Linked DNA regions of Homo sapiens: region 2 is linked to region 1. Evidence: read pairs that join two places in POLR2A ChIA-PET (ENCODE). Cell type or tissue: A673. All regions are shown on one strand. Each heading gives the region's core, and the rest is flanking DNA. Links, peaks and the distances in the headings are about the cores only.

Region 1 (7,380 bases), core at 1,147-6,146:
CTGTTACATAGATTTAAACTTTTTATGGAAAATTTTCTTACAGTAAATCTTAAAATATATATTTTTGTTTTGTTATTTTAATCTTTTTCTTGGGGACAACAATTATGACATGTTGGAACTTTTTTTTTTACTTTATTCTCCGCATAGATAGATAGACAGATACATGATACATAGATATAGATTATATAGGTACTCTCTATATACATATATGAAATAGGTGTATAGGTGTTTGTTGGTTTGTTTGTTTGTTTGAGACAGGGTCTCACTCTGTCACCCAGGCTGAAGTGCAGTGGTACAATCATAGGTCACTGCAGTCTCAACCTCCCCAGGCTTAGGTGATCCTCCCACCTCAGCCTCCCGAGTAGTTGGGACTACAGGCACGCACCACCACACCTGGCTAATTTTTTTGTAGAGACAGGATCTTACCATATGGCCCAGGCTGGTCTCAAAGTGATCCACACACCTTGGCCTCCCAAAGTGCCAGGATTACAGGCGTGAGCCGCTGTACCCAGCTATTTTGCTTGCTGTTCTCAACTCTTTTCTTCATAATAATTCCTGTGCTTTCAGCTATGCTAATTCTTCTTTGTCCTTCCTTTAACACAGCTTATGTTTCTCAGTAGCTTTATCTTTCTCTTCTTCTTCCTGCTTGTTCACTACTTTCTTCCAGCTAACATTTCATCTCTGTTGTCTTGCCATATCTTCTCTGCATGCTGCTATTTCTGCTTGAGCTCTAGTTTCATAAATGCCTCTTTAAGCTTTTCTTTACTGAATGAAAGCCTGGTGATACTGGTCCTCTTGCCAAAGACCCTATTTTTCTCCATGCATTTCTCATTTGCCATTTCCCTCTGTCCCTTTCCTCCTGTTTTCTTTTATAGCTTCTATCTTGGTCTCTTTTATATTACAGTTTGTCTTTGACTGAAATGAGCTTTTTTTTTTTTTTCTGAATACAATTTATGGAAGCATCCTCCTGTGGTAGGAGGGCCAGGGGCTGTGATTCAGGCCAGAAGTTATTCCCCCTGCTTAGGACTCTTGATGCCCATGTGAGCAGACCCTGACTCTTCCAAGGCAGCAGGAGCCCTCGTGTTCCAGTCCCTGTGACTCACCCTGCCTCGGGGATGGACTTCTTCCTATAATGAGGATGCACTTGTCACAGAGATGTTCATTTTTTAGTGTTCTTAAGCAGACACAGAAAATGAGTCTAACAATATGACATCTGTGGCTGTCTCTGCAGCATGTGTTATATGATGCTTTTATTCTTTTTGGTTGGCTTGTTGGACTTTTCTATATTTTCTTTTTTTTTTTTTTTTTTTTTTTGAGACAGGTTCTCACTCTGTAACCCAGGCTGGAGTGCAGTGGCATGATCTTAGCTCACTACAACCACTGCTTCCAGGGTTCAAGTGATTCTTCTGCCTCAGCCTCCCGAGTAGCTGGAACTACAGGTGCTCGCCACCAAGCCTGGCTAATTTTTGTATTTTTAGTAGAGATGGAGTTTCACTATGATGGCCAGGCTTGTCTCTAACTCTTGGCCTCAAGTGATCTTCCCGCCTTGGCCTCCTGAAGTGCTGGGATTACAGGCATGAGCCACTGCACCCAGCCTATATTTTCATTTTTAACAAAAATGTATATTCCTTCTATAATCATAAAATCAATACATTTTATTAAAAATGGAAGCTTGATCGGTACAAAAATAGAAAGACTAAGAATTGTTATGTGAGAGCACAACAGGGTGACTATAGTGAACAGTAACTTAATTTTACTTTTTTTATTAGTTTATTTTTATTTTTATTAATTAATTAATTTATTCATTTGAACTTTTATTTTTAAGTTCAGGGGTACAAGTGTAGGTTTGTTACCTAGATAAACCTGTGTTGTGGGGGTTTGTTATACATATCATTTCATCGCCCAGGTATTAAGCCTAGTACCCATTAGTTATTTCTCCTGATCCTCTTCCTCCTCCCACCCTCCACCCTCTGAAAGGCCCCAGGATGTGTAGTTTCCCCCTATGTGTCCATGTGTTCTTACCATTTAGCTCCTACTTGTAAGTGAGAATATACAGTATTTAGTTTTCCATTCCTGCGTTAGTTTGCTAAGGATAATAGCCTCCAGCTCCATCCATGTCCCTACAAAGGACATAAGCTTGTCCTTTTTTATGGCTGCATAGTATTCCGTAGCATGTATGTGCCACATTGTTTTTATCCAGTCTATCATTAATGGACATTTATGTTGATTCCATGCCTTTGCTATTGTGAATAGTGCTGCAGTGAACATATGCATGCGTGTGCCTCTACAATAGAAAGATTTATATTCCTCTGGGTATGTACCCAGTAATGGGATTGTTGGGTCAAATTATATTTCTGTCTTTAAGTTTCTAAGGAATTGCCACACTGTCTTCCACAATGGCTGAACTAATTTATAGTCCCTTAATTTTACATTTTAAAATAACTTAAAGAGGGTAGTTTGATTGTAACTCAAAGGATAAGTGCTTGAGGGATGGATACCCTATTCTCCATGATGCACTTATTTCACATTGCATGCCTCTATCAAAACATCTCATGTACCCCATACACATATACACCTACTATGTTCTCACAAAAATTAAAAATTAAAAATAACATAAACATAAATAAAGCTGATGATCCTCCCTTGTCCCCTCAAAAAGCGGAAGTTTGCACAGCTACAGTGGAATGATTGACAGACTTGGGTGAGTGGGAAAGTCGGAGCTACAAGCCTATGCCTCTGAAGCACTCATAGACAATGATGGGAAAATCGGAGTCATAGAGCTCAGACCTGGTAATGCAAGATAAGCCACTGCAGTTAAAGAAATCACTGGACTAAGGAAAAAAAAAAAGAAATCCCGACTTGATGCTGGACAGGGAAAATCTTATACATCCGGATTATTATCATAATATCGATAATTCCCAGGTGAGAGGAAGCTGGAACTCGGAGAGGTTTGGTTAATTTCCCCAAGACTCTCTCTCTATTGTAAAGATGTCAATTACATCCTGCTTTTCTAATTCCATATCCTCAGGCCTTTCTACTCCTTCTTGCCTACTTATTAGCTCTCCAGCTGGGGTGACTCAGTATATGGTGGTGCTATTATCCAAGAGAGGGAAGACCGAGGAGGGAGAGATAATGAGCTCTGTTTTGGACAGGATGAGTTACTGTGAATGTCATGCTTGCAGCTCTGCTGCAGGAATAACATGAAGGGAGAGGCATCATTTTATGTGAAAGCCCACTGTTTCTGTCACCTCGTTCCTGTCAGTCAAATGAGGAAAGAAAATCATGTTTCTAGAACCCTGCTGGTGGCTGTCTTTCTCCCAGGATGAAATCACCTAGTGAGGATGACATTGGCAATCAGGCTCTGACAGCACCTTCTCTGAGTCATCCATGAGCCAAATAGCATCAGGATCATTTCTCGGCATCCACCCTCCTCCCAGCTCTTGGACAGGGGCATTCCTGGCACCCTTGGGTTGGAGGTGGAATGGGAGAGCAATGACAGCCTTATTGAATTATCCCCGAACCTTACAGATTCAGCTTCCCTGTTGTCGCCCTAAGCAGCTAGCCTTATGGGAATTTTACCAGGGCTGAGTTTTTTCCTTAAGGTTCACAAACACAGCATCTGGAATAATTCTCTGTTTTTGCACACAGATCATTTTGCCAAGACTGATTATGAAGCTTCCAAAAACAACCACCACAACAAAAATATATCCAGCCAAACTAATGCAACCTGTGTGTGATACACTTTTTGCCCAAGAGCCAGTTGTTGAACTTCAAGCCTATTTTTTTTAAGCGTATCTATATGGAAAACAATAGTAGTGTACTATTGTATTTCCAGTTGAGATTGTATTATATGCCTGTATCCTGTATATTTTTATTTTTGTATCAGATGGGGATTCGAACTCACACTCTGCCACTTTTCGGTTCTGTTCCCCTGGGTAAGTAAGTTAGTTTCTAAACCTTAATTCCCTCATGTATAAAATCGTTATAACGATATCAATTTTACTCTTGTAAGGATCCTATTAAACGAGATAATGCATAGAAAACATTAGCACAAATCTTGGAGCATCGCAAGTGCAAAATAAATAGCAGCTATTATCAATATTCTTCTGCAAAAGACAATATTGACAAAATTTACCCCAATTGTGTATATAAGATGCTCTTTCTTTTTTTCTTTTTTCTTTTCTTTTTTTTTTCTGAGGCAGAGTCTCACTCTGTCACCCAGGCTGGAGTGCAGTGGCACCATCTCTGCTCACTGCAAGCTCCACATCCTGGGTTCACACCATTCTCTGCCTCAGCCTCCCAAGTAGCTAGAACTACAGGCGCCCACCACCACGCCCGGCTAATTTTTTGTATTTTTTAGTAGAGATGGGGTTTCACTGTGTTAGCCAGGATGGTCTCGATCTCCTGACCTCATGATCTGCCCGCCTCAGCCTCCCAAAGTGCTGGGATTACAGGCGTGAGCCACCACGCCTGGCCCATATGATGGTCTTTCATGAGGACATTGCCTTGTACACAATTCCAGTGTGGTTTTTGTGTTTAAGAATGAATGTGGCTGCCATGATGCATTTCAAGGCCTTCTTGGGTCTTCCTCTATGACTGCACAGAACTCCCTACTCCAGCATTTATGCAAGTAGAGTCTGTTATCAACATACAACAATAGCAGTGTCTATCAACTCTAGATAGTAAAAAAAAAAAAAAAAAGAGAGAGAGAGCAGAGATCACTTTTTGTTTTATGTCCCAATGTGTCCCAAGCATCTGGTACATAGTAGGATCCTAAAGATTGAATAAATAAATCACCTTCTATAAGCCAAACACCATGCAAGAGGCTTTGCCGCTCTGCTTCTGTAGAGGAGTCAGAGATCCCCTCCAACACACATTTAGCTCTTAGCCGGTGGGCTTTATAGTTGGATCTAGAAACCAAACTGACATCAGGCAGATTAACAAGAGCAAACTATATAAATTTTCTTAGTTTTATGCGTACATGGGGATCTTCACAAGAGAGTGAAGACCAAAGAAGTGGCGAAAGCAAGATGCTTTTGTACTATTTAGACAAAGAATAATAAAATTGAGAAGAAATGGCAAGACAAAAGAAAATCTGGCTGGGGGCAGTACATTTTCTGGAGGAGTTACTAGGAGATGTATAGGGGAGTGAAAAAGAGGTTGAAGATAAGGGTTACATTTTTTTTTTTTAAGACTGAATCTTGCTCTGTCGCCCAGGCTGGAGTGCAGTGGTGTGATCTCAGCTCACTGCAACCTCTGCCCGCCAGGTTCAAGCGATTCTCATGCCTCAGCCTCCAGAGTAGCTGAGACCACAGGCACGTGCCACCACAACTGTCTAATTTTTGTGTGTGTTTTTAGTAGAGATGGAGGCAACATGGGTTACATAATTAAGTACGTTTATTCAGGTCCTTTGAAGCTTTCCATCCCAAGTCTCTGGTGATAGAGCTATTTTCTCACCTGGTGTGAGAAATCTTTCACACTTGCTACATGTAGGAAGAGACAGGCCAGCCAGCCCTTTCTGAAACTACAATTTCTCTAATGTTTTCAACTTGAAATAATCAAGATCCTAATCTGGTATGTTTTGAGATGGCACACGCTTCACTCCTTTATGTCCTTTAATTTTCCTCTATCTCCTTGAAAACTAACTGATTCTTGTATCAGGACAGGCTAACTTGTGCTATGGTAACGAACAACCCTCCAATCTTAGCAACTTACAACAACAGATTCTTACTCACACCACATCTCTAACTGTTGATCAGCTGATAGCTTAGCTCCCAGGTTTCCTGACCCTAAGACCCAGGAAATGGAGCAGCCACTCTTGCTAGTATCAGGGATGCAGAGAGAGAGAGACAGAGAGAGCAGGTGAATAACAAGCTGTCTCTCAGCTCACAGCCAGAAGTGACACGTGTCTGTTGCACCTCCATTTCTTTGGCCTAGCATGTCATCTGGCCATGCCTAATATCAAAGGGGATGGGATAAGGGAAATGGCATTCTGTTAAGCTCCTGGAAGAAGAAATAGAATTTCTGTGAAGAGTCCTTGCTTCCTCACAAGGGAAACTGAGGTTCTCGGTTAAGTCACTCCGCCAGTTGTTCAGGAATTGAATATTGATCTGACTCCAAGGCACCAGTGTACAATTTGTCTTTTTGGTCAGCTTGCTTCTCATGTCTTCATGGTGCCCGATAAGGAGATCTGCTTTTTCCTAGACCTGAATAGTCTGACTAAACAAAACCAGGTTGCCATTTCCTATAAATATCAAATTCCAGGGAATTGTCTCCTAGGCAAGAGGGATCTCTCCAGAACCACAGGAATTGCTAGTTGGGAAGGCCCCAGGTAACACCAAGAAGCTTGCCTTTGTCACTCGGATGTGGCCCAGATTTCCAAGCTGTCGAGCTCCAAGTGCCAAATGATATCAGGATTCGTTGTGGAGAAGCTGTCCTTGTAATCCCGGGAGATAATCTCTATTATCTAAGAGAGGAAGGGAGCTTGCCAGAGATAAAAATGCTCACACAAGGCCAAAATTCCCCCGAAAGTAAGTTTAAAGGGACAGTGGTGACAGAACAAAGTTTTCACATGACCACAAGACCACTTAATCCAATCCCAAGCCTCCATTTCCAAAATGGCTGGCTGGCTCAGCTTTCTGCCCTACAAAATCAAAAGGCAAATATTGTTACTGGTGCTCCAATTTCAGCAAACTCTTAGAATATTTCTACTTATATAAATGTAATGGAGGAGGAAAAAGTGTATACCTTCTTTTCTTTCTAAAACAATCACTTAGTAACTCATTACTCATCAGCTGACATTTGGAAATAGCATGGTAGCCTGAAGTCAAATCTTTTTTCGTTTCTTCAATCACTCTCCTTCACTTACAGAGTGAGTCTCAGTTGTATTTTTTAAGCAGACTGTGGAAACTCACAATTCACAGGTCATGAATTGTTGGTTTCAGCATCATCAGCTACTGAAACCTTATTCAAACCACTTATAATAATATGAGTATTGGTTGGTGTTTTTAGCCTTTTATGTTGCCCAGCCATCTCTTATGCATTAGAGTATCAGGCTGGGCACAGTGGCTCACTCCTGTAATCCCAACACTTTGGGAGGCCGAGGCAGGCAGATCACTTGAGGTCAGGAGTTCCAGACCAGCCTGACCAACATGGACAAACCCCGTCTCTACTAAAAATACAAAATCAGCCAGGCGTGGTGGCGCACGCCTGTAATCCCAGCTACTTGGGAGGCTGAGGCAGGAGAATCGCTTGAACCCGGGAGGCAGAGGTTGTGGTGAGCCGAGATCGCTCCATTGCACTCGAGCCTGGGCAACAAGAGCGAAACTCTGTCGCCAAAAAAAAAAAAAAAAAAAAAAAAGTGTAAGTTTAATAGGCGAG
Region 2 (5,968 bases), core at 1-5,000, 1.1 Mb before region 1:
CCATTGTATTGCTCAAACTAATCCTTTACTCTCTCTTAGAACACCCATGGTAAATGATCATGTTAGAGTTTGAGGGTGAAGGAGCATCAGGATTATGAACCAGAGGGGTCAGACTTCAGATCTAGAAATCAAAACACCAAAGGGACACAAATAGGGAAGAAGAGAGTATGGTCATCTCTTGTCTTTCAGCAAGCAACACTGGGATCCCCAAAGAGACTCCTCTACAGGGCCAAGCTTGTGTGATTTATCACACCTGTCCCTGTACTCCCCAAGTGCCTTGTACATAACCTCACCTGCTATACATGCTATGTTGTATTATAATTATTTTCTAAATGTATGTAACTGGGCCAAGTCCATAGTTGTCCCAATTGGCCCATGTTGATGGATGGATCATGATTTTTGGCCTCATTTGACTGTCATGCATGTTGAATTACATGTTAATGTCATGTCAGTCACCCCAGGCTCAGTCAAGGGTGAGTGTCATGCCTCTGTCATGAATACACAGTGAAGCAGTCCCTTTTATTCCATGGAGCCAGTAGCAGCAAAATCCCATCATGTCTCAAGATGTCAGTAGAACGGGTGGAATTTTGATTCTTTGTATGGTCTTCTAGATTTGTTAAGAGGTGAGGAAGGGCTGGGTGCAGTGGCTCACGCCTGTTATCCCAGCACTTTGGGAGGCCGAGATGGGCGGATCACAAGGTCAGGAGATCGAGACCATCCTGGCTAACTCGGTAAAACACTGTGTCTACTGAAAATACAAAAAAAAATTAGCCAGGTGTGGTGGCAGGTGCCAGTAGTCCCAGCTACTTGGGAGGCTGAGGCAGGAGAATGGCGAGAACCCGGGAGGCGGAGCTTGCAGTGAGCCGAGATAGCACCACTGCACTCCAGCCTGGGAGACAGAGCGAGACTCTGTCTCAAAAAAAAAAAAAAAAAGAAAAAGAGGTGAGGAAGAAAGACTGGGCCCTCGCATGTCCTGGGTGATGGCATATGTTGTTAAGTTCCTATATTCACAGAGCCAGCAGGCTTGGTGGGGTGGAATGCAGGAGGAAACTGCAGGGACCATTATAGTGTCTGCGGAAGTTCAAGACAGTGAGGTCCTGTGGCCAGGAAACTGACAGAAATTGTCTAACATGGGAACTCTCTCACTGCAACCGAACTAACAGGATTTAGGAAGACTTCCCAGAGCAAAGGATGAAGGACATGTGAGTTAGACAGAGGGAACAGCTTGGGCGTCACGTGAGAGGACCACAGCTCACCAAGAGATGCAGATTTGATACTCAGACTTTACATTCAGGATCATAGGAATCAATTCTGCTGTCGGCACAGTCTCAGGCCGTCTGTGGGAAGTTGAGAGAAGCCACAGCTGGAATCAGAAGGTCAATTGGCTGGAAGACAGTGGCTGTGGCCCAGAGGAAGGGCCTGCGTGACCAAGTCACGCCACTGGCAGCAGAAGTGCTGCCCAGGGAGAATCGATGGAGGTGGTGTGAGCGGCCAGGGAAAAGGAGGTCACCTTTGACTCTGCAGTTTCGAGGCTCAGTGCCTGGGAATGACAGTGATTGCCTCCACAACAGTAGACAACACTTCAGGGACAGTCTGTCTTGGGAGAGAAAATGATGGTGAGATATAAATTTTACATCTTGGGTTGTAGAGTTCACAGGGCCCTTGAGGCACCATTTCCATGAATGGTCTTATTACAAGAAAATTTCTTCTAATTCATAGAGTAATTAAACTTTTCCACATATTCAGCATTTTCCCCCTAGAAAGCTCTTAGCTAGTGGGTAAAAAATCAGATGTCATTTAAATTCAGCATATTTTAATATTCTAAATTCAGGAACCTATGTATTTTCTTTCTTTTTTTTGTGGCTAGAACAGGAAATTGTTCCTTAGTTCATTTAGTTCATTGGAGTTTTCTTATTTTTATTTTTGAGATGGAATTTCACTCACGTCACTGAGGCTAGAGTGCAGTGGCACTGTCTCAGCTCACTGCAACCTCCACCTCCCAGGTTCAAGCGATTCTCCTGCCTCAGCCTCCCGAGTAGCTGGGATTACATGCACACACCACCACGCCTGGCTAATTTTTGTATTTTTAGTAGAGATAGGGTTTTACCATGTTGGCCAAGCTAGTCTTGAACGCCTGACCTCAGGCGATCCACCTGCCTCGGCCTTTGAAAGCGCTGGGATGACAGGCGTGAGCCACCGTGCCTGGCCATTAGTCGAAGTTTTTTAAAAGACAGTGGCATGGGCCGGGCGTGGTGGCTCACGCCTGTAATCCCAGCACTTTGGGAGGCCAAGGCCGGTGGATCACGAGGTTAGGAGATCGAGACCATCCTGGCTAACACGGTGAAACCCCGTCTCTACTAAAAATACAAAAAATTAGCCAGGTGTGCTGGCAGGAGCCAGTAGTCCCAGCTACTCGGGAGGCTGAGGCAGGAGAATGGCATGAACGCAGGAGGCAGAGCTTGCAGTGAGCCGAGATCAGGCCACTACACTCCAGCCTGGGCTACAGAGTGAGACTCTGTCTCAAAAAAAAAAAAAAAAAAAGACAGTGGCATGACAAGTACTTGTCTGTTTATGAGTCAGGTATCAGCATATTAGTTAATACATTTACAGAAATGAATGCCAAACAATAGCTTTGAATTAAAAGCCTTCACAGTTCAATTAGTATTTCCTTCTGAGCCTCTTCAACTTTCTTTCTGTTTTCTTCATTCCAGGTCATTATTCCACCGTGACTTTTGAGAAGCAATTTTCTTAAGAGAGTACAAATTGGATTATCCCCTCTTACTGAATTGAAATTTTTCAGGCTTTCCACTAATGAGATATTGTATCCACGTTAGGCCAGAAAAGCTAGTTTGAGTCATTTAGTTAGCATGTTTGAATTAGAAGTTATTGATGAAACCTTCACTAATAACTCAAGCCAAGTTGAGTCTAAAAAGGATTCCACGAGGTGCTGTTAACACAGCCTTGAAAATTTGTAACCGATCAAAAGCAGCAACAGCAGGAATTAGAATGAGTTTGAATTAGTCACATGGTAACATGGAAACATTTAACCCTGTGTCAGCGGGACTGCTTGAGATAAACTTGACTTGTCTTCCGGGCCCAGCAAAACTGCAGGCCCAAGGGAAAGGAAGCTCTCCTGTGATTGTAGCGCATCTTGGTTTGATAGGAAGTCATGTCTGGAACATGGAAGAGGTTTTTTTGTGTTTGTTTTTGTTTTTGTTTTCTTGACGTGATAGGGAGAAAAGATCAGACTTGTTCATGATTTTAAAAACATTCATTTTTTTTTTCTAGGGATGTTTTTACTTCTGACTTGACACATTTTTTTCTTTCCAGTTTAAAATTGGTGGTGAATGGTGGACATGGATCGATTATAACCGCTTCCAGGAGCTCATCCAGGAATATGAAGATAGTGGTGGATCAAAAACGTTCAGCGCAAAGGATTATATGGCCAGAACTCCTCACTGGGCATTATTTGGTGCCAGTGAAAGAGGCTTTGATCCCAAGGACACAAGACATCAGAGAAAGAACAAATCAAAGGCTATTTCTGGATGTTGAGATTATCTGATTTCAAGGTACTGAAGGACAAAAACTTGGATGGCCTCAAAAGGTTCTTGAACACCACTGTGATTCTCCAAGGACGAATTACGTAAATTATACTTTCATACAAAGGAGACGATAAGGCAGTAAACATGGAGACACGGGGGACAGCGTCCACACTCAGAGGGCCTGGGCCACAGCCCCGATGTTTCTTTTCAGAACTCAGCCCCTTTCCTGATTTTACTTCTAAGAGGAAAATTATTTTGGGGAGGAACTACACAGTCGTGATTAGAATTTATCTGATGGTTTTGTATTATAACTTGTAAGACCTGCCAGAATGCTAGTCCCGAGAGTGTCAGACAAGGAAGAAGTCCCTGGGCCTCTTCCCCTTACCCGGCCCTTAGATTTCATGGAGCAGCCACTTAGCATTGAATTGCACTACCCTGAGCTAAACGTGTCTGTGCTTTCTAAGATAAGAGCTTGATCCCTTTCTTCTATCTTAAGACAGCACCTCCTGAAAAGAATCGAAGTTGTCACAACTCTCAATTATTTTTTAAATACTGCATAGATTGAGTTTTGGTTTATTACCAACCCTTCCCAGAATTGCGTTGGATCTAAAACTACTAGATCTCATCCCATTCCCATGTAAATTACCACAGACCGCAGTACCGGGGCTGGAGCGGAGTGAAGCTGTCTGCTGTAAGAGGAGTGGCCATGTGAGGGCATGGAGTCATTAGTCTCACAAACACACTTTGGACTGAAGAGGATCATTTCTTTTTGTTCGTGAGGTCACTGTCCAGGCCTCTCATATCATGACCAGACGGCGGGTCTCCATCTTCTTTCACTCCTGTGGCCCTGGCTGCTTTACACAATCTGTTCTATAAGGTTCAGGTGTTTTCAAGTTGGAAAGATCATAAATACTCAAAATTGTTTTCAAGTTAGCAAGTTCTTTTAACAGTCTTTTATGCAAAAATTGAATTAATAAAATAATCTTTTGTAAAGACTTGCAGCATGAGTTTTTTAAAATTTTCTAATTATTGTGGCTACATATTAGGTGTATATATGGGGTACATGGGATGTTTTCATACAAGCATGCATGCGTAATAATCACATCATGGAGAATGGGGTCTCCATCCCCACGAGCATTTATCCTTTGTGCTAAAACCAATCCAATTATACTCTTTTAGTTATTTTTTATTTTTATTTATTTATTTATTTTGAGACAGAGTCTTACTGTCACCCAGACTGGAGTGCAGTGGTGTAATCTTGGCTCACTGTCACTTCTGCCTCCCGGGTTCAATTGATTCTCCTGCCTCAGCCTCCCGAATAGCTGGGATTACAGGCATGCACCACCATGCCTGGCTAATTAATTTTTGCATTTTTAGTAGAGATGGGATTTCACCATGTTGGCCAGGCTGGTCTTGAACTCCTGACCTCAGGTGATCCTCCTGCCTCAGCTTCCCAAAGTGCTAGGATTACAGGCATGAGCCACCACGCCCGGCCAGTCCTGCAGTTCTAAACCCTGTTAGACCCACCTTTTGTAACTCTATCCTCTATTCTATGCTGAATTAAAATTCATAGATATATAATCTACCTACCCAGTTGAAAACTGGACACTTTTCTTTTTTTTTTTTTTTTTTTTTTTTGGCAACAGGGTCTTGCTCTGTTGCTGAAGCCGGAGTGCAGTAGCACAATCACGGCTCACTGCAGCCTCAAATCTCCTGGGCCCAAGCAGTCCTCCCACCTCAGCCTCCTGCGTAGCTGGGACTGCAGGCGTACACCACCAAGCTCAGCTAAATTTTTTTGATGTTTTTTGTAGACACAGGGTCTCACTATGTTGCCCAGGCTGGTCTTGAACTCCTGAACTTGAGAGATCCTCCTGCCTCAACCTCCCATAGTAGCTAGGATTACAGGCATGAGCCACCACACCTGGCCACCATACTTATTATTTCTCTTTCCTTTTTTTTCTTTTTTTTTTTTTTTTTGAGATGGAGTCTTGCTCTGTTGCCCAGGCTGGAGTGCAGTGGCGTGATCGCAGCTCACTGCAAGCTCCACCTCCTAAGTTCAAGCGATTCTCCTGCCTCAGCCTCCCGAGTAGCTGGGACTACAGGTACCCACCACCATGCCTGGCTAATTTTTGTATTTTTAGTAGAGCCGGGGTTTCACCATATTGGCCAGGCTGGTCTTGAACTCCTGACCTTGTGATCCGCCTGCCTCGGCCTCCCAAAGTGCTGGGATTACAGCCGGGAGCCACTGCACCCACCCCCACCATACTTATTTCTAAATGGTAGAATCAATCAAAATACTTTTCTGTATTGTTACATGGATCAGTGAATACAGGAAAGACCAATCGTTTTTCTCTCTGTACTCACACCACTCAATCCTTCACTTCTGACACCAAATTTGTGGGGCTTTTTGCTATACCAATCAATTC

What was found. Peaks named below come from ENCODE experiments on the same cell type or tissue, not always from the same donor. Only the 100,000 strongest peaks of a DNase experiment are listed, where the experiment ranks them.
Region 2: POLR2A ChIA-PET joins it to region 1 with 8 read pairs; 2 of 35 experiments call an interaction of 5 or more read pairs at or near these places.

What each region holds. Positions count from the first base shown.
Region 1 is chr7:68,303,662-68,311,041 of GRCh38, forward strand. The region is part of intron 1 of LOC105375341 (a long non-coding RNA gene); the gene reads right to left. Among named protein-coding and RNA genes, the nearest start is that of LINC01372, 970 kb to the left of the region's middle. In A673, for the core only: no CTCF peak of the experiment used is centred there; no DNase peak of the experiment used is centred there.
Region 2 is chr7:67,234,978-67,240,945 of GRCh38, forward strand. It overlaps TYW1 (tRNA-yW synthesizing protein 1 homolog), which reads left to right. Exons shown (of 16, transcript NM_018264.4): 16 at 3,331-4,537. The coding sequence ends at 3,552. It overlaps LOC124901665 (a long non-coding RNA gene), which reads right to left and starts at 1,975. Exons shown (of 3, transcript XR_007060372.1): 1 at 1,257-1,975. RefSeq lists an enhancer at 5,740-5,968 and a silencer at 5,965-5,968. In A673, for the core only: no CTCF peak of the experiment used is centred there; a DNase peak (open chromatin) is centred at 2,724.